Regions from separate parts of the Mus musculus genome. Here regions 1 and 3 are each linked to region 2. The links are chromatin loops, found by intact Hi-C in ENCODE. Cell type or tissue: heart. All regions are shown on one strand.

What was found. A loop is a pair of places that touch in the nucleus more often than their neighbours do. Peaks named below come from ENCODE experiments on the same cell type or tissue, not always from the same donor. Only the 100,000 strongest peaks of a DNase experiment are listed, where the experiment ranks them.
Region 1: a loop joins it to region 2, with 9 times the contacts of the local background. A loop is called at or near these places in 15 of 42 quality-filtered maps.
Region 3: a loop joins it to region 2, with 11 times the contacts of the local background. A loop is called at or near these places in 26 of 42 quality-filtered maps.

What each region holds. Positions count from the first base shown.
Region 1 is chr6:137,049,231-137,057,230 of GRCm38, reverse strand. Rerg (RAS-like, estrogen-regulated, growth-inhibitor) reads left to right here. Exons shown (of 5, transcript NM_001164212.1): 5 at 691-2,406. The coding sequence ends at 1,098. Among named protein-coding and RNA genes, the nearest start is that of Gm52923, 59 kb to the left of the region's middle. In heart, a CTCF peak has its summit at 3,575 (motif pointing left); no DNase peak of the experiment used is centred here.
Region 2 is chr6:137,164,848-137,172,847 of GRCm38, reverse strand. It overlaps Rerg (RAS-like, estrogen-regulated, growth-inhibitor), which reads left to right and starts at 3,130. Exons shown (of 5, transcript NM_001164212.1): 1 at 3,130-3,368; 2 at 7,746-7,913. The coding sequence starts at 7,853. In heart, no CTCF peak of the experiment used is centred here; a DNase peak (open chromatin) is centred at 3,087; H3K4me3 peaks cover 893 bases; H3K27ac peaks cover 1,326 bases; H3K27me3 peaks cover 391 bases.
Region 3 is chr6:137,094,211-137,102,210 of GRCm38, reverse strand. The region is part of intron 2 of Rerg (RAS-like, estrogen-regulated, growth-inhibitor); the gene reads left to right. Among named protein-coding and RNA genes, the nearest start is that of Gm52923, 14 kb to the left of the region's middle. In heart, a CTCF peak has its summit at 3,245 (motif pointing left); no DNase peak of the experiment used is centred here.

The DNA of each region.
Region 1 (8,000 bases), 120 kb after region 2:
CTCTCCTCTCCTCTTCTTCTTCCTCCTCTTCCTCCTCCTCTTCTTTCTTCTTTTCCTCCTCCTCCTCTTTCTTTTCTTCTTCTTCTTCTTTTTCTCTTTCTTCTTCCCCTCTACCCCTCACACTTCCTGTCTCTCTTCTCACACACAGTGTCTCTTCATCTCACTACTAGTAGCCCAGGCTAGCCTTGAACATGACCTCTTCTTACCTCTGCCTTCTAAGTACAGGGAACTCAGGTGCATCCAGACCCAGCCAGAGACACCTTCAGACTGTGTGTTCTTCTCTCGTGGAGGAGAAGCCACTGCTCTGACAGTCACCGCAGGAGAACTTTCCTTATCACTACTGATCTATAACACAGATTAGAATATTGGAATGGGGGGTGGATGGGTGGGTGCGGGGTCCTAGTCCTCAAGCTTAAACAGTAGATTCTATATAGCTTATTACTTCTTTTTCTGTTCCTAGGGTTATCAATGGTCTATAAACTGAACAAGAAGGTTATTAAGACAAATGGGGGTGAGCTGTACTTACCTTCTAAACTAATGAAGGAAATACGTTCATCCAGGAAGACAGCCAAGATGTTTAATAACAAACGGATATGAAGCGATGCAATTAAGGGATTAGTAGGCAATAACATTGTGCACTTTGGGATGAGGCCCAGGTCTCCTGATTGCAGCTCTTTTCTTTGCCCACAGGAAGACACCATCCAGAGGGAAGGGCACATGCGCTGGGGAGAAGGCTTCGTGTTGGTTTACGACATCACCGATCGAGGGAGCTTCGAAGAAGTGCTGCCGCTGAAGAACATCTTAGATGAAGTCAAAAAACCCAAAAACGTGACTCTCATCTTGGTCGGAAACAAAGCCGACTTGGACCACTCCAGACAAGTGAGCACAGAAGAAGGGGAGAAGCTGGCGACGGAACTGGCGTGTGCGTTTTACGAATGTTCCGCCTGCACGGGAGAAGGGAACATCACGGAGGTGTTCTATGAGCTCTGTCGAGAGGTGCGTCGCAGAAGGATGGTGCAGGGCAAGACAAGGCGCCGCAGCTCCACCACACACGTCAAGCAAGCGATTAACAAGATGCTCACCAAAATCAGTAGTTAGAGGTCTTGCCGAAATGTGCTGGAACGTGGGAAGGCCTTCCTGGCTCTCCTGCTGCCCCTCTAGCCACAGCCAAGATGTCCTTCTCCTTATTCTGAGTTTGGGGGATGTCAGGGTTTCTCGTGGGTCCCTCTCCACTATATGCTGGGAAATTCTCTGAGTATCTTCTGCAGCCCCATGCTGTGACAGTCTCTCCCTTCCCTGCTTGCCGTAGGATCCGTGCAAATGTAGTTTGAAGATGCAACCACCAAAGATGCTGAAGTGGCTGGGTTCGTGGAGGCTAATTGTAGGCATCTCTGCCTTGATTTAACAAGTTGAAGTCTTTTCAAAGGCATTTTAAGATTCTGAATCTTGTGGAAGACTACAAAGGTCACCATAAGGTTTTGTGATGTCTGGTGTGAACTTGAGGAAGGTAGCTGAGCGATTAGAGCCGGGGAACAGAATTCTAGTTCCCATTTGAAGTGAGGATTTTTTTAATTGTTATTATTATTACCTTACTTAAATTATGCCATTTTTCTTTAACATTTTATTTTATTTTTAGATTGAAATGTTATTACTGACTTTGTGATGGAATTGCCCATTTCAATTAAAATTGATTCTCTCAATAATCTACAGCGGTCCTTACATACCCTATTCTATTATTTCCTTAATAACAAAAGAAACAAGACCCGCAATTCACACCGTGCTGTGGCTTTGCTTCCCCAAGCCTTGGTGATAAGAAAAACAAACCCACTAGGAATCTTTGTGCCCACTCCTGACCTCACTGCATGTTAGTAGAGGATTGCAATTAGAGACACCTGGTTTGTATATTACTCTATTAGCACCGTAGTGGGAAGCTAACCCTCTTGAGAAAATTATGGCGCTTAGTTATTTCTCTTTGGAAGCAAAGGCAGAATCCTATGCATTCAGAAAGAGCCAGCCGCTGATTCAGTAAGTTGGCCACATGCCTTGTTAACCTTCTAACCTTTGGGTAAGATTAATTCACATGGGAGAATTCAGAAAAATAATGGGTGAGTAAAATTCACTCTACGTGAACGAGCGTGCACAAAGTAGATGCTTGGCTGGCAAAAGGATTATGTAACTGCCAAGAGTTTATGATCCTTCTCTTCATTTCCTGCCCCATATCCTGAGATTTGGCCACTTTATTTTAGAATAAAATATATATCTTTTATGATGTATTTATATGTATACATATAAGTATGTATAAAATTTGTAAGCAGCGAAGATTTTAATTCACCAATGTATTTGAACAATCTGGTGTAACTGACTTCGTTTTATGTGATTATAATAAAAAATATAATTTTCAAATTCTGTTGGAATTCTTTTGTGAATAGTTTGTGAGCTTCGGGGAGGCATGGGAAGCAATTGGATTGCAGAAAGGAAGGCCAAGGAGCTTGGTTTGGAAAGAAATAGCTCCTGCTAATAATAGTAGATGCCGCTTTTAGAATACTCAGGCTCTTTATTCCTTTTCTCCACTAATTGTTACAATTATTCTAAGACAGTAGTGCTGAGATCACTGTGTAGAAGTAAAATTGACCCAAGTGGGAAAGGAAGTGATGTCACCAAGTCTACATGGTGGGTTAGAGGGTAGAGCCAGAACTTTAACTGAGAGTCAGAGTCGAACTTTGCAGCCCACACGACCAACTTGCTAGACAGCTTCTAGCCTGGATTTCAGGGGTAAAGGCAGAGGATGAGCCAGACAGCTCTTAGCTTGGATTGCAGGGGTGAAGTCACAGGATGAGCCAGACAGCTCTTAGCCTGGATTGCAGGGATGAAGATACAAGATGAAGTGGTTAAGAAAAAACTTGCCTTCTTTATTCCCTTGTTAATTCATCCCCTGTAAATATGTCTAAATATGCTGAATATGCAATTTTATATAGCCCATTTGACGATTTAAGAAATTCATTAGAACAGTCTAGGAGAGGGTGGAAATCTTCTAAGTTGTAGAAACAGCATGGAATGAAAATATGAAGACCTGAAAGGTGGTGATGAATGCAGAACCCTGGAGGAGATCCAAGGGCCACGTGTATCATTTCTAGAGGAAGAAGGGTGTGGGGAAGTTGAAGGAAAGAATTCAAGGTGCACAGGGGGCAGAAAGCAAGCCAAAAGTCACAAACTCCTATTCCAGCAAGAACGTCTGCTAAGGAGGAAAGCGAGGCACTGCAGTGGTGATGTCCATTAGGCAGTCGATCGATCGAAGGGGAACACACAAGGGACGCTGCTGTTTGCAATCTGTCGCCTTCTAGAGCCAGTCCTTGAGTATCTCTACTAGGAAATGTATCTCAGCCAGTCCCTGCTAGAAACAAATTCCTAAGGTGGTGAAAACCCGAATGTCCTTTTTGAATAAACATTGAGAGATGACCCAGCGGTTAGGAGCCTTTGCTGCTCTTGCTGCTCTGGGTGTTTCCTCAGCACCCTCGTGAAGGTTCCCAAGTGCCCGCAATTCCAGTTCCAATGGACCCAGCTCCCTCTTCTGGCCTCCAAGGGCATTACACATATGTGTACACATGCATACACCCAGGCCAGCACTCAACACATAAACAAAACTAAACTAAGGAAGTCAAATGTGCAACCAGTACAGTAACCAGGCTAGACCATGCAAAAGTAAAAACCCCATCTTTTGATTAATGAACATGCAAGTATACTGCTATAACTCAGTTACCGCTCTCATAACCCAAGCTTCTACACAAATAAAGATTGCAAACAAACTAATACTATCAGTTGTTTGACAGGCTCGCTTCATTTTGATGAATGCTAGCGATGCAATATTTATTTAATAAATTAAGGATGGGGTCCTTTCTCCCACATCAAACGCATGCCGTTCATGTAGGCGCAACGCAGTGGCAAGAGCCCTGTTTATTCTCACGTATCACAGTACTAGAAATAACTTCTTCCAAATGATAGAGTAGATCCTGAGAGCTCATTGAGATAAAAATCAGAATTTGAGGAGGCCAAGTTCATCAGAATCTGTGGCTAAGCAGTGACAGGCATGGTTCAGGCTGAAACAGGGGCAGAGAAGGGCTTCACTGGTCACTTTCCTACACCAGGACCAACTTAAGGGAAGAGGGAACACAAGGGAGGGCGTATGGTGTGAAGAATTCAGGTCATAATGGCAGGAATGGGACCGGACCTTGTTCACATCTGGATCTCAGCTTTATGGGAGGACATTGCTTACATTCAAAAAGTGGGTCTTCCCCAGTAAGCCTTTCTTAATCTCTGGGGATTCTGGAATTGGTCTCCAGGCCACACTCAAAGACGTGCCTGACTAATACAATCAAGTCAACGATGAAAACTACCCAGAACAAGAGTTACAGATCCATGAACATTGGGAGGAGCATATACAGGACTAAGGACAGTTTGTGTTCGCATCAGCCACAACGAAATATCTTCATAGTGTACAAATGATACAGGGGAGCTTGGGGAACCAGGGAAGGAGGAGAACTTTGCCTTAGGTGTGAGACTAAATTCGTATTATTACTTATAGCCACTCTAATAGTACCTTAAAAAGTTGAACACTGAATCCAGGAAACTTGGTTTTTGTTCTAGAAAAGTATATCCAACATCCTATTACAAAAGTATACAAGCAAGATTTGACAAGATTGGAAACCAAGATGGTTCATAGATGATCTAAAATCTGTATGCAAAGAGACAAGAAATAGGATTAAGGACTGGCAAATAGAAACAGAGTGGGAGATGCTATCATTATCAAACAAGGAAGTTGGGACAGCTTTACAGACTTGCTCCATGGAGGTAGGAAGGTAAGGAGAGGTCTGAGCATCACAGGAGCAGATAAAAACAGTCAGTGTGAGTGGAAGGTGGTTTCTCCTGAAAAAGATAACATACTGAGCTTGATTATCATCAAATCGGGTGTTGGAAAACCCTAATCAGAGAGATGGCACAGCAACTGGAATGACGGAAATGAAACAATGAGGAAGAAAGTGACCGTAGACTCTATTAGCAGAGTAACATGTGATACGACTGAACTCTCAGAAGCAGAGATTACTATTGGTGGGGCAAGGACTAGTAGTAGGCTGGAGAGATGGCTCAATGGTTAAGAGCACTGGATGCTCTGCCAGAGGACCCAGGATTGATTCCCAGCAACCACATGGTATCTCACAACTCTCTATAACTAGTTGCATGGAATCCCACATCCTCAGTGGTACCCAGATATAAATGCAGGCAGAACACCCTGCCTGCATAAAATACATGTAACCAACAAAACAATTTAACTAAGCCAGGCAATGGTGGCCTGCACCTTTAATCCCAGCACTCAGGAGGCAGAGGCAGGTAGATCTATATAAGTGTGAAGCCAGCCTGGTCTACAGAGTGAGTTCCAGGACAGCCAAGGCTACACAGAGAAACCCTCTCTCAAAAACAAACAAACAAAAAACCCAAAATCACACAACAACAACAAAATCAATCAGTAATAATTGAGAAAATCATTACTGAAAGGAAAATCCAAATTGTAAACTTTCAGATCTAAAAAACTCAAAAAACTCCAGCAATAAAATATTTGAAGATACTAGTAACATAATCGTTAAAATCAAGTTGATGAAAGACAGTGATAAGGAAAAAAATGTAAAAGATGCGGAGGGAGCCGAGATACTCATTACCTACAGAGAAACAAGGGTGGGACCGGGAAGCAGCCACCTATTCTGCACGACCGGAGGACATTGGAGTGACATTTTACTTCAATTATTAGAAGGAAAAATGGCTTAGAATGCAAGGTACAGTATTTTTTCATCACTGCCTGGGTTCCAGGGGCAAACCAAGCTTAAGAGGACCACAGACACCCAAAGGCCCTGGGCCCCACTAAGATGAGTAAGGAGAAGAATGATGGGGGGCGGGGAAGAGATGCAAGAGGATGTGTGCACAGTGAAGAGAGGCGGGACTGGAGACTCCAGGGTAGCTGGAACGGCCTGATGTGAGTAGGTGGCAGTGCCAACCCAAGGCCATTCATTGTGAGGCCCTGGCCCGTGCTGCCTCCAAGGGCTATGTCTGGGTCCTTGTCCCTACAGCAAAGGTCATGTGGATACCCCTCGTCTGGGCTGAGGTCATATTGATGTCTGAGCACTCGTAGAGCTGGCCCTCCCCCCATTGCCTGGGCATCTTGAGAGAGTTAGCTCCAAAGACATGATCCTGGAAGAGCTGGTTCTGTCTCTTATCTGTCAATGGTGTGGGCAAGGAAGAGATACCCTTTCCCCACTCTTCACACCTTCAAGGTGCTAATCTCACCCTGTTTATAAAATCCAGGGCCTCAACCCAGGGGAATGGTGCAGCCCTTAAATGATATGGGAAGCTAGGACGTCACATAGCAATTAAGAAGACCAAGACAATCCCTGAATATGTGCCCACAGGTCAACTTGATCTAGCCAAGCCATCATTGAGATTCTGTGAGCAGGTGGTGATTCCTGGTTGTAGCAAATTGAAAATTAAAACTAACCGTCACACCTCCCGTGCTCAGATCTGGGAGGCACAGTGGCAGCTCTTACTCAGAGAGGGCTCTAGATTGGGCATTTGCTGTGAGGCCAGCTGGATGAGACAGACTCCTTGACGTCTGCTTGAAACAAAGAGTCCAAGGCTCCAGATTTTCAGTTTACAGCTTTTTCTGATCTTAAGAAAGTATCCATATTTTATGCTAAGATAATAACTTTACTTAAATCCCGTTCACTGAAAATAACTTTGGTTATTCTATGACAGAGTTGTGTGTGTGTGTGTGTGTGTGTGTGTGTGTGTGTGTGTGTGTGTGTGTGTGTGTGTGTTGTATACATGTGTGTTATGAGAACACTCACTCATGTATGCTAGTTTGGAAGCCAGAAGTTGATGGCGGATATCTTCTATTAAATCCACTTTTTTTTTTTTTTTAAAGACAGGATTTCTCACTGTGATGGTTTGCATATGGTTGGCCCAGGGAGTGCCACTGTAGGGAGGTGTGGCCCTGTTGGAGTAGTGTAGCCTTGTAGGTGTGGCCTTTAAGACCCCCATCCTAGCTGCCTGGGAGCCAGTATTCTGCTAGCAGCCTTCAGATGAAGATGTAGAACTCTCAGCTCTTCCTGCACCATGCCTGCCTGGATGCTGCCATGTTCCTGTCTTGATGACAATGGACTGAACCTCTGACCCTGTAAGCCAGTCCCAAATAATATTGTCTTTATAAGAGTTGTCTTGGTCATGGTGTCTGTTCACAGCAGTAAAACCCTAAGACACTCACAAATGTGGAGCTCTTCATTTTAGTTGCAGCAGCTGGCCAGTGGGCCCCTGGAATCCTCTGGTCTCCATTCCCAATGCTGGTGTCCCACAGGCTGTGACAGTTTGGATGAGGATGCCCCCCACAGGCTCATATGTGTGAATGTCTGGTCCTCAGTTATCGGAACTGTTTGGGAAGGACTGGGAGGTGTGCTCTAGGTAGAGTATGAGTGAGTGGCTTTAATGGGGAAGGTGTGACACTGTGGTGGGATTGGGGTTTCAAAAGCCCAGCAGGGCCCAGTCTCCCTCTCACTCTGCCTGCAATTTACCAATCAGACGTGAGCTCTCAGCTACTCCTCCAACACTGTGGCTGCCTGCCTTCCACCATGCTTCACACTACAATGATGATGGGTTAAGCCTCTGGATCTGTAGCAAGGCCCCAACTAAATGCTTCCTTTTCTGAGTTGTCTTGGTCATGGTGTCTCTTCATGGCAATAGAACAACAACTAAGACAGACCCCTGCGCCCACCTTTTTTTTTGCCACATGAGTACTAGAAAGCCTAACTCTGGTTCTTACACTGGGACAGAGACCATTTTACACACCTAGCCATCTCCTCAATCCTGAGAAAGATTTGGAAGGGTAAAGGTTGTCACTGTAAGCTAGTGAAATTCTTGATGAGACCCATGTGGTGTTCCTCCACAAGAGCCTGTAACATGGTCAT
Region 2 (8,000 bases):
TGGTTATCCCAGACTCTTCCTTCCTGAGACCAGCATCTATCATAGCGAAGATGTCACATGTACTTTATGGCTGGCTAACCTCCATGCTACTAGTCAGAGATCACACTAAATTCTAGGCCTTTTAGCTACAGGGCCTGGCCTGGTAGTGACATGTACTTTGTAAAAGAGTTTCTAAGCAGTCACACCATAAGCCTTATTGTGCCCTGGAATTGGACTGGTTGTTGCCTGGAAACTTTTTTTTCCAAATTGTATTGTTTTAAATACGCTGACAATGAATCGTCTGACCTGATACCCCCTGAAGCCTGCTGAAATCAATCTGCACGAGGTTTTCATTCCTACCTCTCTGTGAGGTTCCTCTTCTCTCTGTGACACCTGCAGGAACACCTCATGTGTCCACTGCTTTTCTATCCACAGTAACAAGGATCTAGAACCAACCTACACACCCATTGACGGAAGAACGAGTCTCAAATATGTGTGTACATACACAGTGGAATTTTAATCATCTGTCAAGAAAGATGAAATTAAGAAACTGGCGGGGAAGTGGATGTAATTGTCAAGGTTACCTCTAAGGTAATAGAAAGTCTCAGATGAAGAAGCACAGGTTGTCTCTCCTAACAGTCATAGGTGTGGGTCCCACCACCTAAAAGTCACGTGATGTGAGAACATTCATAGGGTGTTGTGGTGAAAGGTCAGCTTAGGAACTTTGGGAAGGCCATGAAATACTTGCCCCCTCCCCCAAGGGAGAAGCTAATTACCATTTCTCAGACCACCGGGTAGAACCAACCTGCGGGTAGGAACCCATTCCTCAGGACTGACTGTTGCCCACCTTCAGACAAGGGAAGTCCTTGTCCCCTCATTCCCTAAAGATCAATCAGTTTAAAGGGTATACTGTTTCTGCCAATCATATTGTACCTAGTTGCTGATGCTCTATTCTGCCTCTGGAAACCATATAAAAACTCCCCAACGGTGCCGGAGGTCGCCGCCTCTCCTTCCAGTCTGGGACGACCCCAGTGCACTAGAACAATCAATTCTTCTTGCTTTTTGCATTGATCCCAGCTCCACGTGGTTCACTGGGGTGGGGGTGGGGGGTCCCGGTAAGATAAGGGTCCCTGGAGTCTTACAGTGGGAGTAGCTGTAGACTATGAAACTCCATAGATGACCATGAAAGGGGGGCAGAGAGGTGTTTGGGCACAAAAGGTCGTTTGTGACTTGAAAGCAGAAAGCAGTTGGGGGCTCAACAGAGGGAGGATAAGGAAGGGGGCAAGAAACAACAAACATTGTTTGAAAAATGCTACAGTGAAACTTACTTTTTGTAGGCTAATAAAAACTTCAGAAGAAACTGCAGGAGCGCACACTAATGCCTTCCTTATTGAGAGAGGAGTGCTGGCTTATAAGGGCTATACAAGAGGATATGGAGAGACAGCTAATGGGACAAGATGAGAAAGGCTGCTCCCATGAAACCTGGCTTGTGAGCTTGTGACCTCTTCAGCGAGATCTATTGGATAGGAAAGGCATAATAGAAACTCAGACTTAAGTCATTGTAAAAGTATATACATATATATTGTATATACATTATATATATATTCTAATTTTTATCCTAGACATAAATCATAGATACTGCAAATATCATATATTTAAAATGTATCATCTTTATAGACATTTTTATCAAGTACTGCTCTACAAAGCATGACAGGAAAAGAAGGTAGGTTGAAACTTGACGATATTAATGCTATAAAATTCCACACAATTTGAATTTTATAGAATTTTGCATTGTCTACAAATATAATTTGTCTTCTTACTGTAGGCTCTAAGACCGTTTGTATTCCGAGATGCTGAAATCGCTGTTTCTCAAGGACGGGACCCATGTCTTCAAGTCCACACTAAATAGCTCTTCCAAGTTCAGTGGATAAACAATTTAGATGTATCATGTCTCAAATGGTCTTGTTGCATCCGTTTGATCATTGTGCAGCAGGCCCTGCAACAGGGGGAGAGCATGGGTGCACACACAGTACTCTTCCCCCACTCTTCCAGCCCCTGGAATGTCAAGGGTTAGCAGAACAAGGAGAAACTTGAGAGAATGCAAAGCAAGCCCAATACTGGCAGGGTGCTGGGGCATGTGGGAGGGAGTGTCACTGTAGGTCAGATCTGGGGTCCCCAGGAAGTCGGGGAGGGGGGATCTGGAAATTCACGCTGGATGTGGTGTGTTAAAGGTTTCTCAGTGAGTTATCAGGACACATGCTGAGGCTATCACAAGTCCAACCTCTTCATCCACCCTGCCTGCCAAGTCTCTGCCTCCACGGGGCAGAGACTTTCTTCCACCAGAGTGGCTCCACTGATTATTCCTATCGCCCTGGGCCCCTGCCTGCTCCTGTTGCCTAGCCTCGCTTTCAGTGAGTCACCAGATACCCTGGTAAGAAAACCCAGCTTTGGAATGAAAAAGGAGAAAGGCATAGACATTTCCTGTTGCTTTGTTCATGCCCACCATCGTCTTTGGGAATCCTTTAACCTCTCAGAAGCTCTCCTTTCCCTCCGAAAGACCAGCAATTACAATAGCCATGCTTACCTCCAGGGAGGTGAATATCAAAGGAGATGGGGGATGTAAGCAGGTCTTGCTTAGCTTAGCATAGCATGCATGTTAATTATCTTTGTTGAGGTTTGAACGGGATGGGGTTTGACGCCAAAGCAAATCTTATAAATGCTGGTCTTCCAGAGGGAACAGAGCACACCGGGGACTTTCTCATATATACAAATATGAATTTCGGTTAAATTTGGTGTTTATATCTTTGGAAGTATATTTGTTTCCGATCCTTTCCGGATTTTCTCCCAGCCATTTACTAGTCTTGGACCCGTTTATTTCTATCTTTTTTAAAAATCCTCTGCTTCCTCTCGAATATCATGAAGATAACTGAACACATTCCCAGGGCGTATTAGCAAGATCCTTTGAAAAAAGGCGTAGAGAACACTGCGTAAGTGATGCTTTTTAATCAAGAAAGGACTTAGCTGAAGCCTGCAGGCCTGGCGCTGAGCTAGGCTGGGTTGTGAGGCGCTCGGCTCGCAGACTGGTCCAGCAGGGGGCGCCCGGGCACCTCACTGCAGCATCTTGGTGGCGGAGCGCAGCGGCGGCTGGCCGGAGCTCGCGTCCTGCCGCAGTCTCTGCGCTGCTAGTCTGAGCGAGCGCGAGGGAAGAGACCCCGTCCGGGCACCGCACTTGCAGCCCCAGCGACTCCCAACCGCAATCGCGGCCCCCCAACTCTCAAACGCCTCCTGTAGCCCGCGTGGGTCAGGGTGGGAGAGCTTCCTAGTCTCCGCGGGCGGATTGCGAACTTGGAGAGGACCGCGGCTGTCTCCCCGGCCTGGACAGTGAACAGGTGAGTGACACGCACGTGTCCAGGTGGCTCCCTGAGGACAGGGTACGAGCCCCTGAGGGCTCAGCCCCTGGGTGAGTCCCGGTGGTCTCCGGGTCCCTCCCTAAGGGCGACTTTGGGGTTCTCCTGAGAGATGTGAACGCCAGCCACCAGGCTTGACAGCGCGTCCTGCGCCTAAGGCGTCCTTCCGAATTAGGGGACATCTGCTCTTTATGTGGAGCCTGTGAGCTGCAGAACATGCAGCCCACTGTGGGCTTGCTCCTGGCTGCAGGACCTGTTGATCTCAGGGTAGCGAGCCAGCCGGGGGGCTTGCGCAGTCACAACCTCTTTGGTGTGGCTGTTGCCTTGTGATAAGATGAAGGAAAATTCCTAGCAGAGAAACTGAGAAATCTTGATTTCAGGAGAGGTCTGACCCAGAGAGAAGCGATCTCACTCCACCACCATCAGACTGGATTCACTGCTGTCTTGGACAGCTGTGCTTTGCTTTCTTTCTTTCTTTTTTTTTTTTTTCTTTTTCTTTTTAGAAGGCCATAAAAGCATTAAAATGTAATTATAAAGATGCCCCCACTCGCCTCAAGAGGAAGTGGAAAACTCTGACCTTGATAAACACAGTCTGCGAAATGATTTATTAGGAGCAAAACCTTTTGCTAAGTAAATAAACAGATGGATGAAGCTTTAGAAACGCAATTGTCGTAGGTCTAACAGAGTCCCCACAGGTAGCCTCTTTGGTTAGTATACACCTAAGTGTGGAGGGAGTCAATGAATTCGACGATTGGTCAGTAGTACCAAATGAAACAACACACGTCTTTCCTTCACTCTAATGTTTCCTCTGATGACTTCATGCATACGGAAAAGCAACGCCTTTCATCCCCTAAATATTTAGGTGTGATTTTAGGATGGAAACTTGAAACTTGTTTGGTTTTGCCTCCGGGAAAGCAAATCTGCTCCGAGAGTGAACTTCAGGCCACGGCAGGAATAGTTCCTGTGTTTGAACCATTGAGTTTCCTCAGATCTGAGGGATAGAAGGTCTCTGGTTAATTCAACAGATACTTGCCTGTAGGTTACTATGACAACAATTGACACGTTGATGGTTTCCGTCAAATTTTCATGGGGAAATAAAATGTGAAGGCATCTTTAGAGGGCAGCGTTGCATCGCCCCCCCCTTTTCCCTAAACATATTAGGCGGCTGACATTAAGCAGCTGGATCTTTATGACGTCATAAATGGGGACACTTTATGACATCACAAATGGGACACTTTAACTAACATAATTAATTTCTCCTATGTGAGACCCGTGAGCTTCGGAGGCCAAGGGGAGTTGCTGAAATATTTGACTTGGCTTTAAAAACATATACTTTGATGCTTACTTTAAATGAAGACTATAGCCAGATTCTAGATGCATGGGGATGATACTTTTGCATGAAATGGCAAGTTATTGTCTACAGATGCTCCGTACACAAGCACGCTCTGTGTTTCAAAGAGCCAGCAGCTGTTTGTAAGTTAAAAAAAAATCTAGTAAACAAATTCAACATGCAAACCTTAAATAGAAGGGAGATATATAAAATGACAAATGAGGAATTTTGTTTTGACCCACTGTCTGCTTATAGGTGGACCAGCCTGGAACTCATGATGTAGTCTAAGCTGGTCTTGAATTCAGTATCTCCCCCCCCACACACACACACACTCCTGCCTCCCGAATGCTAGGGTTACAGGGCAGCACCTAAAGAAGGACTTACTTCATCTATAGCCAAAGAATGGGGTAGGACATTTAAGATCTTAGTTTGAGACTGACTACAAAGTTGCCGTTGTCTGTCTGGAGATGTTAAACCCCTGCCTCTTCTTCGCTTAGGAGCACCCACACCTTAGCAACCTGCACACCGAAATGTGTGAGGCCCATGTTAATGGCTCAGATACAGCAGAGAGAAAACAGAAGCCCACTCTTCCTTGTGGGCTATGTATCCAGAGGGAGCTCTGTTTTCTCTTTCCCCTTCTTGGGCTGTCTTTAAAAGCTGTATACCCAAACATTGGCTCAGACAGGGTCAGTTAGCACATTTAGGTAACAGATTGTGGTTAACCTCCCACCCCACCCCACCCCACCCCCTTTGATTTTTTGAGAAAGTTTCTGTAACCCAGGCTGGCCTCAAGTTGGCTTTGCAGCTGAGAGTGGCCTCTGAACCTCTTCCTAAATTGTGGAATTATAGGTGTGTGTCACCATGCCTGGCACAAATACAACTTTACAGACTAGAACAGTGAGTGACCTCTGAACTCCCGTGCCACTGAATTGATGTATATAAAGTGAGGTTTGGAGTTCATGTCAGCCATTGATGGAGTTCAGGCAGTGGGAGTCCCTTAGCCCGTGGGAAAGATGGGAGGTTTCTCATGGTTGGCTGTGCTAGGGGGCAACCACAGTGAACATATCCAGAGCTCTGTTGTGACAGCTTGTCAGGTTGTATGTCAAGTTGTGAAGAAGGGAACTCCGTGTTTTTAGTCATTAAAACAGTGAGTGCCTGGGGACAACTGTGCATATGGTGAGAGGGGGAGGGGACAGTCAAGACCTCAAGCAAGTTTTCTCCGTTGCTGTGTGGCCCCTAAAGAATGCTTCAACTTTTCTGGAAAGTGGAAGCCTGGGGTGGGGTAGCATTCTAAGGGCTGCCAGGCTGCATAGCCAGATCTGAGCATAAGAAAGGACTTGTTTTTATAGAGCCGAGCCAGCACATCACAGGTACAAGTGACAGACACACCATAGCCTAATATAATAAATAGTTTAGGGAGTTTTCCTAGTTGGAAAAGGCTGCCTACTAAAGACACTATTTTCAGAGGACATAAACTTATCTTGGATACCTGGAAGTGACCAAGCAGACACAGATGAGTTGGCTGGCAGAGGAAAAAGCTTTCTGCGCTGGCTGGGAGATTGCTTTGATTGATCCACACCGAAGGCCTTTTCCAAGTTTACATTTTCTTGGTATTAAGAGCCCAGATGTTGGGCTGATGGTGTAACCTGTGGCCAAGATGTTTGCTTGCCTTTGGAGTGAGGCCTTAGACTCAATTCCCTACACAGCATACAATACAGCCAACAAAGACTCCAGATGTCATGGCTAAGGAGCATCCTGAATACAATGAGCATGGGTTGTAGACAATGCCGTGCTTCCAGTGTGAGGGCGCTGTTGTAATCAGGCTTGCCTGAGTTCATCTTTAAAAGGGACTCCAACTGTGGCACACAACTCATACCTTTTGTGTGCTAGGTTATCATACCCAGCAAAACATAGAGGTATGATTGGATATTATGTATTGTTTTGAACCACGTGCATCTGTTACATAGTTTTTCCTGTGACCTAGTGTGAACTGGGATGAAATTTAACCTTGACATAGAAAATTGGATGGTGTAGCAATAGAGTTGACTGATATCAATGCATATTGTTCAATAAAGAGATTCCAAGAGCCTCTCCCCATTGTGTATATTTATATGTTGAGTATTTATAAACAGGTGATAAATGCATTCATTCACATACCATTTATTATCAATTATACCAAGAAACAATTTATTCATAAAAACTTATTAGAGGAAACATATTTAAGAGATATGATGTGTATACATGCCTTAAAGCCAAAGGGTTCTAAATTCTTTTTGTTTAAGGTTTATTTTATTTTTAGTTATGCATATGTGTGTTTGGAGGTGTGTACTTGTGAATGCAGTACCTACAGAGACCACAAGAGATCTTTGGGTAATGTGAGTGCTGGGAACCAAACTCAGGTCTTCCGAAAGAGCAAGATTTGTGCTTAAGCACGGAAACATCCCTCCGGCCCCAGATCTAAATTCTTAAGTCCCAACTTCACTTACTACTAGTTAAGTGGTTTAAGTGAGTTACTCCTATGGCCCTCTCTCTGGACAGTGGTGAAAATCCAATCAGAAGATACGTCACTTGGGGATGTGAAGGCCAGTGGTAATTATCAACCTGATAGAATTCTGGAAATCACCTGGGAGACGGAGTTTCGAGCAGGCCTGTGGGAGGTTCTCTTGATAGAGTTCAGATGGGAAGCCCCGCCCAGTGCGAGGTGAACAGTGGCCTGCGTTGATCCTGTAAGGTTTTCTGGTTGTAGATGTGACAGGACCAACTGCTTCACACTGCTACTGTGCTGCCTTCTTGACAGCCATGATCGACTGACTATAGCTTGAACTTCCAACAACAATAAGCCCTTTCTCCCTTGTTTTTGCCACAGTGATAGGATAAGACAAAAGGTCGCGTGTGCGCGCGCGCGTGCGTGTGTGTGTGTGTGTGTGTGTGTGTGTGTGTGTGTCTGTGTGTGTGTGTCTGTGTGTGTGTGTGTACTCCTGATGTTTCAGAAGATATGAATTTATTTCCAAACTCTCTTTCCTTTGAAGGATTGTGAACTCTTCTGACTGGCGATGACACAGTGAAACTAAAGGCCACCATCAAAACCATCTGCTCACATCTGGAATCTGAACATTAAACTCTGTCACTACCAGCCATGGCTAAGAGCGCAGAGGTCAAGCTGGCCATATTTGGAAGAGCGGGCGTGGGCAAGTCAGGTAAGGACCTTCTTGTGGCATTTGCAGGGCCTATGAGTTTGTCACAGCTTTGGGGATGGGGGAGTTAAGTAGTCAGTGTTTGTGATG
Region 3 (8,000 bases), 71 kb after region 2:
AAAGCCAAGTTTGTACTTGGCTTCCTAATGGGCTATGTGAACATTTATAACAGACTTTCTTTCTGTTTTGGTCTGGCAGATTTTGAAAGGAACTGGCCTCACAGGGATGGCAGCATGAAGCGGACCAGGTGGTCATGTCCTGAGGCAATCTGGACAAAGCCTCTGCACTCTGCAGACTGGCAAAGAGACTTGGTGGATAATAGCAACCTCAAAGACATATATCAAAAAGAGAGTGTGCACCCAGCCCTAATACAGCCATCACAAAGTACTTGTGCGCTAAGCAGCTTAACAGAATGTGGTCTCTGTAGCACTGTGAGAGAGAGGTCTGGAGTTGCTGGCCAGCACTTGCTTTCTTCCAAAGGCTAAGGGAGAGTCTGCCCTGTCTTTCTCTGCTAGCTTCTGGCAACTTTGAGTATGCCTTGGTCTTTCTTCTGTTTTTCGTATTCATGTATTGATTCATTTGTTCACTTCTGCATGTGTGCACACAAGGGCATGTGCACATGAACACCTGTGAGTAAACCTGTAGGCAGAAGAGGACACTGGGTATCCTTTCTACCATCTTTCTTCTAGTCTTTTGAGGCAAGATTTCTTCTTGGATGTACATTTTTGTCTTTTCCAGCTCAGCTGGCATACGGCAAACCCTAGCTATCCTTTTGTCTCCATCTCTCATAGAACTGGTGTTATAAACATGTAGAGAGAACCCAGCTTGTCCCTCACGATTATGTGGCAAGTGCCCTTAAGTCCTGAGCCATCCCTCCAGTCCCTGTATTCATGTTTTAACATCACCTAGTTCTGTGTGTATCTGTCTCTGTTATCAAACTCCCCTTTTAGAAGAACACAGTTGTAATTGATAACAGCCCAGGAAGCCATCTTAACTGCATTAACAATAAAGTCTGCAAAGACTCTGTTTCTAGATAAGGTTACATGTGTGAGGGTGGGGACTTTAGGGTCACTGAGGAGAAAAGAGTGGGGGTAAAGACTTCGGGGGTCACTGTGGAGGACACTGTTCAACCTGCAAAACTCTCCATCTTGAAAAATTCCCAAGGAATGTAATGTAGAGTTGTGGAGTGTGTAATGTATAGTGGAGTGTATAGACTCAAATAATTTGCCTTTGGTGGATGTATTTATTCCAGATGCCTTATCTAGGTGCGGGGCAAACAAAACATCAAACTTTGGATCTCTTCTTTTTTTATAAATTACAATTATTCTTTAATTCCGAATTTCCCAGGGACCGGTTTTTACTAGATCCGCCTAGAACTTGCTAGCATTTTTCTGAATGGTATTGTTCCTCTTTCATTTGTAAACCTTAGAGTCTCTCTTGCTTTTTAAACTCACATCTAAAGATCAGGATAGAGAATTTCTTTTATGAACAAAGCACGCATCTCCAGTCCTGTTGCAAGGGAAATTTAATGAAAGATCATTCATTTGAAATGAACAAGGCTCGCACTCTGGGCTCCTACGCTCTCCCTTCCAGAGCCATGGCCTTCACAGTGGTTGGTAGTGTTGTGTAGAAACGGTAGATCATTTTAAAATTCAAGATGAACGCCAATCACAGTGCCCCCTCCTTTCTTTATGGAATCCCTGGGTGACCCTGAGGCTGCAGAGTGACTGGAAAAGCACTGACCCAGAAAGTCAATGTGTGACAAGTCACATTTTCCTTATTACTTAAGGGAAACTGTGCTGTTAATTTTTATTCTTAATCCATCTGCTAAGTGTAAACCCATGACTCACTGAAGTGCCTTCCTCCTACACTGTAAATATTAGGACTTACAAAGAGGCTGAGTCCACGCCAGTGAGCAAGTTCTTTCCTGTATTTATTCACTTGCAGAGGGGCGGCTGGGGGAAGCATTTTTTTTCCCTAAGTAACAGCAGAAACTTTAGTCATTAAAAAGCAATGTATTTTCAAAGAAAAGTTATACCAATAAAAGAATCTTTTTTAAAGATAATAATATAATTGCATTAGGCTTTAATACCTAAAAACATGCAGGCTGGCTCTGGTTCTAATCAAAAACAGCTCTGTTAAACTTCAAATACTATATACAAAGTCAATTTAAAAAAAAGGTTTGATTTTGGCAGATGTCTATTCCAAGTAACAGGGAACCATGAGGCAGGAGCCCCACCTGGATTTGGCTTCCCCAGTTCAAGTCATTATACCTTTTCTAAGACAGGCTGATATGATAACTTGGCCACAGTATCACAGAAGGGCACAGTGTCACACACGGCCTCTGTCCTTCTAGCAGTCTCTCGCCTGTATCTGACCTAGATCAAGGAGCATAAAGTAATAATTCCTCCATTGTGAGGTGCCTACGCTGTCCAGAGCAGGAGCTTTCCACCTGAACTTTCTCTGGGCTTTTGAGTTTGGAGGGGAGAGAGCACTGTGCACAGTAACTTCAGAGACAGCCTACATGCCTTGGAAGAGGGAGCAGAAATAACAGACAGTATCCGAAGCAGGCACACCGATACATTTAGAAGCACGTGAGTCACCCTGGGGCAGGCAGAGGTGCTGAAGGTTAGGCTTCTTAGTAATATAACCTCAACATCGTTGCACCTTGGCTAATCGTCTCTGCTTCCCTGTCTGCCTTCTCTAGTTGCCTGGCCTCTGCGCTTTCCATCCAAGGGACTATCATTCTCTGCTTTGTCCTTGTGAAATTTGGTGTGGTTTTTTTTTCCCACCAGAACCTTCCTGTTTTCTTTTGTTTATAAAGATTAGGTCGTCTCTCTGTCTTTTAACAAAAGCCAAAGATGAGGCTAAAGGATCTCTTTGGTTGCCAAAAGGACAGTAGCCACCCTTCTTGCCGTGAAGAGCAGTGGAATTTAACAGTGCAGGACAAACCAGGCCGTGTCTTCTGTGTTTTATAATTCCACAGTGGTTGCATGTATTTTGTAATTATCTCTGAAGACCTTTATTAATCTGCAGAGTGCAGACAAGGAGACGCTATTTATTGTTCATTTAAACTGTTGTGGGACAAGTCAGAACTTTGTACAGAGGACACACTTGGCATTTATTGTCAAAGCACAGCTTTTACAATCAAACGATTTTGGCAATTAGAGAGGACCTTAGCAATAAGGGTAGCAGACAGTTCATCAATCTCCTATAAAAGGAATACACATCTTACCTGACTTCTACAGGACAGACCGGCATAATGGGGTGGGGGCATTCTGATGGCACCGAACTTGCTTTCTTTGCAAGGTGGGGAGGGCTTTCAACACCTCTTCAGAAAGCTTCGTGCATTCTGGTGGTGCCCTCTGGTGGATAGATGGAAGGCTTAGCTGACACCCCTCAATTTAGGGGCATTTGTTTTCTCTGTAGTATTTGTGACTCTTGCTACCATGTAGCTCTCTCTCCTTAATCTTCTTCCCTTCTCAGGAGCCTAGAAGTTTCTGTGACAAGATGGCTTACCACAAACATCACTGGTTTGTGGTCAGGGAGGAGCGTCTACGGTAAAGTCAACCGAAGTGGAGGCCTTAGAGTGGCCTCCTGGTCACTGTGGGCGCAATTTAGCCGTTGCGTGCAAGCATCAGCCTTCGTTATGTTTTTGTAAATGGCTCAAAGCTGCGGGCTGCATCTCTGGCAAACTGCTTATGAGGAACAAAGGAGAAAGAGAATGTTTTTCATTTAAGAGGCATGTGGTTCTTATTGCCTTCCAGAGATTATGTTTTGTTTTCTCTTCATTTTATTTTTAAAGTTAGTTTTCCACTGTGAGATGAAGTGATTTTCATAGGAAATGTTGACAGTGTAGAAGGAGGGAGATGAAGCCCGTCGTACCAGATCGAGGACTGATCTGGGATGTCGCCAACGGCTCAGACTACTTCCTTGGAATGAACGCTGCTACAGAATTTAATGGGCTGATCTAATTTACCTATCTGTACAGCTGCATTGTCTGATTTTTAAAAATCCAATGAGAGCATTGCATTTATGAATTTCCTGTCTCAAATTAGGAATGTTATAATCAGAATGCTAACAATAGAAGCTACTTAGTAATGTCAAACCCTTACCTCAGCGGGGCCCCTTATCTCCATCCATGACCAATCTCTCCCCACAATCCCTGCCAGAGCTTGTTCAACGTCTTTGGTCCCTATTCAACCAGGATTTGTTTGTGTGACAGTAGTAAGCATAGCTTACCAGATCCTTATCACATAGGTCACACACAGCCTGACTGGATTTTACGTCTGACCTTCCTGCCTCGTACCTGTGACTTCTTGGATGAGGAATTTCCAGACTGGGATTCAGAGTCCTCCGTTTACTCCGAGAGAGGGAGAACATGCAATGTCCCTAAGGCCGTCAGAAAAACTCAGAGGAAAGGTTTCCATGATCGACTAATAATGCCTGACACGGGCACCAAAAGGGCATGGTGGAGGTCTGCAGGCCTCTCTCAGATGGCATTAATATACATTTGCATGCACACTCTCTTTTACAAGTATTTTATTAGATAATATTTATTAATCCGGCTTTGGGGTGCTATCGAATTGGAAGCAGAGGAAGGAGGATTGTGAGTTTGGGGCTGGGCAGCTACATAGCAAGACGCTGTCTGAAGATAAATTATAGAAATAAATAACTTAAAAGACTCTGAAAATGCCCTGGGGATGTAGCTCATTGCCCCTATCACAGTCATTATTGAGACTAGCATTACCAATTAAACAGTAATCATTGCAGTGCACATAATTCCAGCACTTGGCGGTCAGAAGTTCAAGGCCAGCCTGAACCATAGAGTATGATGAAGGATAGCCTGGGTTTCAGAATGAGGCCCTATCTTAATAAAACCGAAATAGATGAAGATTGCTAATGAACCACTGTACGAAGAGCTGGTGTTCCGAATCTCTGCTCGATAGACAGCTAACACAGGAGCTGCAGCATCTAGCTCATTCATGCCGATGGCTGTCAGTCATCAGGCCTCACGGGGTGCGCTGTCCAATCCCTGTGGCTTTGGACCTCACAGAACTGGTCAGAGCATTAGCTTTAGTGAGCACCCATTTCTCCCAAGTGGACAGCAGCTCCGCGGCCTCTCTTTCTTAAGCGGCATAGTAAGTCATGGACTCATATGGGCTTGTTTTGGAGGCACTTGGATCTCAGATGTCGTTCATCTGCCTGGAGTAATAGTCTTGCTCAGTGGTGAGTGCCACCAAACCAAATGTTGCTCCTCTTTCTCTTCCTTCCTTCCTTCCTTCCTTCCTTCCTTCCTTCCTTCCTTCCTTCCTTCCTTCCTTCCTTCCTTCTTTCCTCCCTTCTTGTCTTCCTTCCTTTCTTTGGTTTTGGGTACAGATATGAATCTAGAAAGCAGACACAGCAGTTTCCTAGTTCTAGTGCCTCTTCAGGACACTAGAATTGTACCGATGCATGAACGATGGCAGGAAAGGGTATAGTGTAGTGTGTAGTTCCTACTACCCCGCTTGAGGCTCTGGGCAGACTGCACTACCAGCCCCACCCAGGTTCCCTCAGATCTGAGGATGAAACACACAACACACACACACACACATCCACACACGCGCACACACACACACACACGGACACACACACACACAACACACACAACACGCACACACACACACGGGCACACACACGGGCACACACATACACATGGGCACACACACGGGCACACACATACACGGGCACACACACACACACACACACACGGGCACACACACACACACACACGGGCACACACGGGCACGGGCACACACACGGGCACACAAGCTTATTTTTTATATGCTTTAGCTCAATGGCCGGGAAGCCTCCCCTGGCTGCCACACCCTTCTTTTCACTCCCAGCTCAGTACTTCTAACTCTGCCCTCAACTTTGATTGATCAGTTACCTTTAGTCCCAGCTCAGCACCCTAAATCTGCCTTCAGCTTTGTTGCTCTTCTAATCTCCTGCCTGCTACCCCAGGTCCCGTCAGGGAAGAGGCCAATGGCCGCTCCACCTGAGTTCTCACATGGCTGTTGGCTCTCCCTCCTGTGTCTGTTAGCCTGCCTCCTGGGGGCGGCGGGGGTTGGGGGGGGGCGAGGCTGGAAGTTCAGCCTCTTCCGCCCAACTCCTTGTCCGCTAGCATCTTTAATGATCGATCAAGCATCAATTGGGGAACAGGACCTTTTGGGTTCACAAAGAGATTCCCGATCAGAGCACCCGAACACCCCCCCCCCCCAGTGTAGTTCATTAAGGAGGAGGTGCGGAGGGAAGTGGAGATGTGTCCCACCTCCTCAGCTGTGGCCAGGCTCCAAGAGAGCAAGAAGGGAGAGAAGGGATGGAGTGAAGTTCCCAGTGATGTTTTGATTTTCAACTCTCCCAGGTTCCTGAGATAAGGGGATATTCCAGGCAGTTTTATCATGGCTGGAAGAGGCTCAGGTAGAGTGTCAATCAATCTTATATCCCACCCCTGCCGCCTTTTGCATGTCAATCTTTACTGTTTTCTGCTTCATTTTGGACTGGTGAACAGCCTCATATATATATATATATATATGTGTTGCCTGTATGTTATTTTACTTCACACTTCTTTATTTTGTATGTGTGCATGTGTGTATGCCACAGCACACAAGGTCGGAAGGCCACCCTTAGACACCAGTTCTCTCCTTCCATTATGTGGAGCCTGTGAGGAAACTCAGTTCATTAGCCTTGGGAGCAAGTTCCTTTACCCCCTGACCCATCGTCTTTCTCAGAATGTCTCTTAAACCAAAATTTCAGATTTTCTTGACATTTATTAGTATAAAAGGGACTTAATGTATGTCATCACTCTTTTTAAAAATAAGTTTGCAGAATTACAGTGGTTAAAAATAGTCCCACTTCCTCTGTCGTTATTTAAATTGTTTCAACCCAAATTGACTAAAGATTGTTCTGTGGTTTTCCATCTCTTGGCTTGTAAAGGTACACATTTTTGTGAGAGAACATTATATATTTTTTTCTGAAAACAAGTTTTTTTTTAACAATAGGAATTATGCTCACTATTAGCACAGATTTTAATCACTTGAATTTATGGCATTAGAGAGTGGATCATGTAATTCTATGAATTCAACCCAAGCAAACTGTCTTGTTAAATATAAGCTGTATAAGTTTCATTCAAAGTTTACAGAGACACAGTGAAGCTTTGTTTTGTTTGTTTTTTTAGGTTGTTTTTCTAAATAAGATCCATTATTAAATGCCAGCTTAGTTGAAATAAATATAGCTTTAAAACAAGGAAAGGCAAGGAAAGAAGAGGAGAAAGGATAGGGAGGGAAGAAAGGAAGGGGAGGGGAAAGATAGCGAGGAAGGGAGGGAGGAAAGGGGGAGCAGTTCTAAGTTTCAGTAACTCACTTTTACACAGGACCTGCAGACCACTATGAGAAGGACAGATCTAAGGGAGATAAGTTTTTTTCTATTTAAAAATATTTGAAGAAAACCCAAATAAAAATTAAACTAAAGCAGAGGGTCACTCATGTAGGATGCTTCAGTTATTTTCCGCCAAGTTCATCTGCCTGTGTTCAGACTTCTTGCCAAAGCCCAGGCCAGATCCTTAAAGTAAACAGGGATGGGAGGCTGTCTGCTCAGGAATTCAACACCCATCCTTCTCCCTGCTCCCAGCTTGTGTGGCCCAGCTCAATGGGGCCCTTGCTCTGCACCTCAGAGAAAGAGGTTCATCTTATATTATAAGGTTCTAACGCCAATGGGAAGGGCCATACTGGACCTTGTACAATGGTTTCACAGTAGACCAGCCTGGCCTTCCATACAACTTGGTGGTTCATAAGACAGTATAATTAGCTGGAGGTTAATTATTTGACCTGTGTGACTATTAGTGACTGTCACATTTGAAGAGGGCAATAAGCACCTGCATTCCCTTCAGAGACTAGGAAAGACCACAAGACTCATAACCCCAACCAAAATGTCTACAAATAAAATGGGAATATTTAAGATTATTCCAGTAAAATACCAGTCAAATATCTCCATCTCAGTCAATCCAGCATAACATAAAGGACTAGAATACCACAGCTCAGGGCGCCTGTCACACAAGGCCAACCAGCACAGATGGGAACTG